Linked DNA regions of Homo sapiens: region 2 is linked to region 1. The links are chromatin loops, found by intact Hi-C in ENCODE. Cell type or tissue: gastrocnemius medialis. All regions are shown on one strand. Region 1 overlaps LINC02456 (long intergenic non-protein coding RNA 2456). Region 2 overlaps IGF1 (insulin like growth factor 1).

The links. Hi-C counts contacts between places; a loop is a spot of excess contacts. Peaks named below come from ENCODE experiments on the same cell type or tissue, not always from the same donor. Only the 100,000 strongest peaks of a DNase experiment are listed, where the experiment ranks them.
Region 2: a loop joins it to region 1, with 2.8 times the contacts of the local background. A loop is called at or near these places in 1 of 110 quality-filtered maps.

What each region holds. Positions count from the first base shown.
Region 1 is chr12:102,347,986-102,350,485 of GRCh38, forward strand. LINC02456 (long intergenic non-protein coding RNA 2456) reads left to right here. Exons shown (of 13, transcript XR_007063427.1): 6 at 898-947. Among named protein-coding and RNA genes, the nearest start is that of LINC02456, 70 kb to the left of the region's middle. In gastrocnemius medialis, no CTCF peak of the experiment used is centred here; a DNase peak (open chromatin) is centred at 1,306; H3K27ac peaks cover 1,944 bases.
Region 2 is chr12:102,404,857-102,407,356 of GRCh38, forward strand. The region is part of intron 3 of IGF1 (insulin like growth factor 1); the gene reads right to left. All of the region lies in intron 7 of LINC02456 (long intergenic non-protein coding RNA 2456), which reads left to right. Among named protein-coding and RNA genes, the nearest start is that of IGF1, 74 kb to the right of the region's middle. In gastrocnemius medialis, no CTCF peak of the experiment used is centred here; a DNase peak (open chromatin) is centred at 1,275; H3K27ac peaks cover 485 bases.

The DNA.
Region 1 (2,500 bases):
TGCACCATTACTTGGTCATAAATTCAACTTAATGGTAATTTTAGTAGGGCAGCTTGCCCAGGGTTTGTAGAAACACAAATCAAAAATCCCAAATTCCATGCATATCCTCCTAGAAACTCTTTTGGCAACTCCCTTCCATTTGCTTTTTAAGGAAATCAATTTCCTTAGTTATGGTCCCTAGTTGCTTAGGGTGGTTTTGCACAGAGTCTAGAATCACTGTGGCAGCAGAGAGGGGAGTGGGTGGCATGCTGCTTGAACTATTTTTGCCAAGCATTCGGCCTTGACTTCAGTTGTCAAGGAGGCACAAGTGAGCTGACACACAGATTCGGTAGACAGTCCCAAAAAAGTAGTATGTGGTGAAAATGTTCAGATGACTCTGTCTAAGGAAAAATTTTTTTCAAATCCTCCTGTCCTTGACTGATTCCAAACTGACAAATTCTGGTCATTATGAATCTCAGGTCACATAACAAGCTCTGAATCCTTACAGAGTTGGTTTAGTCCAAGCTGGCATAGAAATATCTATGGAGTATATTCAGGCACAAGGCTACCAGACACCCCTCCAGACTCTTAGAAGTAGACTCAAACATACCATCTTGTATGCATGCCATATCCTGTGCTCCCTATGATCATAGCAACTAGAAGACCTTATTGTCCTTAATTACTTATGCGTGTTCCCTTATAGCACACTGTGTGCTCCCAGGTGTATGGCAATGCCATACCTGAATTTGTTTCTCCAGTTTTTAACCCAGTGCCTGACATGTGACAGATGCACAGTTAGCATTGGTTGAATGAACAGAAGTATGAATGAATAACGTTCATGCCTTTCCAGTAAGGTCTGACTTTTAAGTTGGGGAACCTGGGAAATGGCCATTCCTTCTTCTTCTTTTTTTTTTTCAGGATGATATACATGGCCAGGTGAAGACAGTAGAGAGAAAACAGAACTGAAAGTAAGTGTCTCCCATAAGTAGGGTAATTTGTACTTTATTTACTTACACCAAAATTTACAGAATGCCAATACAGTCAAAATATAGTGTCAGGTACTGAAGAATATTTAACTAGGAATCAAAGAACTCAAGATCTCTTACTCTTTAGATCTAAGATCCAATGTATAATGCTACCCTAAATTACTTTATTCTTAATAGCATCACTCTATCCAGAGAAAATACACGACATTCTAGCTTCTCTGATTTGGTTTTGCAGATGGGTCTACCTATAACCTTCCCCTCAGGGGTAGAGAGGAGTTTAGCTGGCAGTTTATTTCTGTTTCTACTCACACGCCTAGCATATGAGAAGGCTGGGATTAGAGCCAAAGGAGAAGCCTGGAACACCCAGGTGATGGCATGTTTGGATCCTTATAATTCTCTATGAAAGAGTGAAGAGACTCAAAGGCTATGGCTCTCCAGCTTGAGTGGGCATCAGAATCACCTGGAAGGCTTCCTAAGACACATTATTTCTGGGCCCCCACCCCCAGAGTTCCTGAGTCAGTAGGTTTAAGTTCAGATTCCAGAAGTTGCATTCCTAGGAAGTCCCCAAGCAATGCAAATGCTACTGGTTTAGGACCAGCTGAACTAAGGTAAGCCCTGACACTTTCCACCAAATCAAATTCTCTCATTCCCTCATATAATGCCACAAGATGATTCCATTTGTATGGTTTTGTCCAGGTAGCCTTGGACTCAAATAAAAGAATCAGTTGGAATTACTTATTTCATAGCTGTTTTCCACTGATCTGGGGCAAATTTTTTGTGCCAGATACCTTCCTTTGTGGTTTAACCTGTATTTATGGGCTGCCTCTCTTGTCATTAGTTGGAAATAAAAACAATGATAGTATCAATGAAAGCAACCTGCAAAAGTATTGTTAACATAGAGATGCATACACATAAACTGTTTATTCATGCCATTGGGCTTGTGTGGATAACTGTGTAAAATAATGAATTTAACATTAGCCTTTGGATTTTTTCTCCTTTCCTTCATCTGCTCTGACTAGGAGAATAATTGTAGCTTCAGTCTAAATGGAGAAATATTAGCCAGGTCTTTCTGTCTTCTAGATAGGTCCTGTAGTCCAGCCAAGCTATCTGGATTTCTGATTAGACAGAAATCCATTTTTATAAAGAGAAAAAAATGTATTTTCTCAAGAATTATTTTTAGTTATTTTCTCTCTTGTGATGAAAGGCTTATCTAAATAGCCCAAGCTTCATTCAAGATTCTTCCCCACTCTTTGTTGTCACCCAGCCTTCCCTGACCTCACTCACCCTCAGACAGCCAGGGATTTAAAAATACGTTGGAAGATTTTAATGGTCTCTGCAGAGTAGAATTACATTCTTCTGTGTAACATTTGGACACCAAGCAGAGAGATAGCACAGTCTGTCTAGCTCTTTTGTAATTATTTCATGGTATTGTTTTAATTGTGGCATGGCTTAATCACTGGCTGTGCACAGATTATGCCACATACTTAAAATAATTACAGGGATTTGGTAAGATAATGCTGTGAATTCATTTAATG
Region 2 (2,500 bases), 57 kb after region 1:
AAGTGATTCTCCTGCCTCAGCCTCTGTAGTAGCTGGGATTACAGACGCCTGCCACCATGCATGGCTAATTTTTGTACTTTTTAGTAGAGATGGGGTTTCACCATATTGGCCAGGTTGGTCTCGAACTTCTGACCTTGTGATCCACCCGCCTTGGCCTCCCAAAGTGCTGGTATTACAGGCGTAAGCTAAATGTGTGTTCTTAATCTTCCATTGGGTTCTGCTTTCTTTCTTTCTTTCTTTCTTTTTTTTGAGTTGGAGTCTCACTCTGTCACCCAGGCTGGAGTGCAGTGGTGTGATCTAGGCTCACTGCAACCTTTGCCTCCCAGTTCAAGTGATTCTCCTGCCTCAGCCTCCCAAGTAGCTGGGATTACAGGCACGCGCCATCATGCCCAGCTAATTTTTTGTATTTTTAATAGAGATAGGGTTTCACCATGTTGGCCAGGCTGGTCTTGAACTCCTGACCTCAGGTGATCTGCCTGCCTCAGCCTCCTGAAGTGCTGGGATTACAGGCATGAGCCATCATGCCTGGCCGTGTTCTGCTTTCTTATAGGAGTTCTCTAGAAAAATGAGAGAAGGACACATGGGGCCACAGAATAGCATCCCTAATGTTCCCAAACTCCTTGAAATGTTTTTGTTCAATTCTCAATCAACACTGTTGATGGTCTGTAGCTGATCAAACCCGCAAAATAGATATTATTAAGGATGCCATCTCTCTGCCTAACTACTAACCAAATTAATTAACAGGCGGAGAAACACACTAATTTGAATTTTACCTTTTGTTTTTCTGTTTAAGAGGCATACCAGCTCAAAATAAGAAGTTCTTTAAACATCTGCAATGCCCAAACTAAGAAAATATTCAGGAATGAAATGGGAACAAATTAAAAGAAAGCCTCATAAAGCGTTTAATCTCCATTCTTCCTCTCAAGCCAAATTAATCCCAAATTTCTACAAGAAAACATTAAGATACCATCTATGCTTCACTCTTTAAATTAGCGGGGGGCTATAGCAAAAAGAATTGAGGTTAGATTGACCAACCACATACATCCTATTTTTTGTCTCCAATAGAGAGATTCTTTTTCTTTTCTCTCAAAGCACAAGGTATAAAGTGTAAAGTCTGAGCGGAGGGATTCCCTGGTCTGTTTCTTCTGGGTCTGTCTCAGCATCACAGCAAAGCCATGGGCTGAAACTCACTTGAGTGAAGCAGATGCTGTACCAAGTAGCATGATTCCCATGCACACACGTGCACGGTGGAGGCCATTCAAACCAGCTGGGATATCGTCTGGTTTGCATTTGGCTCTCTTCCCAGGCTGTCACATGTGACTTCTTTGTTGCAGACAATGACAGTGACAAAACAAAAGCACTCAGGGACTAGGTCTCAGTTGCATCTGTTGCTTTGCTCATTGTCTTAACTTAATTACGCCAGCCACCCTTGACAATGGGCGGCAAGTGGAGGCATGTTAGAAGCAGCCGTCATCAGAGCTGGCACCCACCTTTGGTGCACTTCTTGAAGAGTTATGAAACTGTCTCACATTCAGTCAAGCAAAAACTTTTCACTTCAGCAGCTTGTCCAATACAAACAAACCAGCTGAAACTGTTTCTAGTATGCAACTAGACAGATTTTTAAAAGGAAAACAGTAGTGAGTAAATACTGTTTCCTATTGACACCAACGAAGGTAAGACTATTAAGAAAACATTGATCCTCCAGCTCACTGGGGTTGGTTAAAGAAGTTTACCCTTTAGAAGGAAAGGTTAACAAACACATTAGGAAATAAGTTTGTGGAGGGTTTGATTTGTGATATATATGATTACCCATTATGGACAGACACGCATATTTAGGGTGCTAGAAAAGGCCCTGAAGAGGCCATTCACCTTCTCCCATTATCTCTTGGTTCTTATCCAAGCTCCAAGCTTTCCTTTGGAAAGCTATCCACAGACTTTTCAATTAAGATTACTGTGCCAGGTGTGGTGGCTCACACCTGTAATCCCAGCACTTTGGGAGGCCGAGGTGGGCAGATCACTTGAGGTCAGGAGCTGGAGACCAGCCTGGCCAACATGGTGAAACCCCGTCTCTACTAAAAATACAAAAAATTAGCCTGGTGTGGTGGCGTGTGCCTGTAGTTTCAGCTACTCAGGAGGCTGAGGCAGGAAAATTGCTTGAACCCAGGAGGCGGAGGTTGCAGTGAGCTGAGATTGTGCCACTGCATTCCAGCCTTGGCGACAGAGTAAAACTCTGTCTCCAAAAAAAAAAAAAAAAAAAAAAAAAAAAAAAAAAAAAAAAGATCACTGAGGACTAATAACAACGGCAATAATAATAATCTTGCTTAACATTTGCAAAGGCTTTACAGTTTACAAAATAATATCACTGAATCCTTACAATCACCACATGAGGTGATGCGGTGTTATTCCTGTCAGTCCCACGTACAAGCTGAAGCTCGCTAACATTTAGTAATGTGCTTGAGGTCACAGAGGAACAAACTGATAGACAAAGGGCTAAAATAAT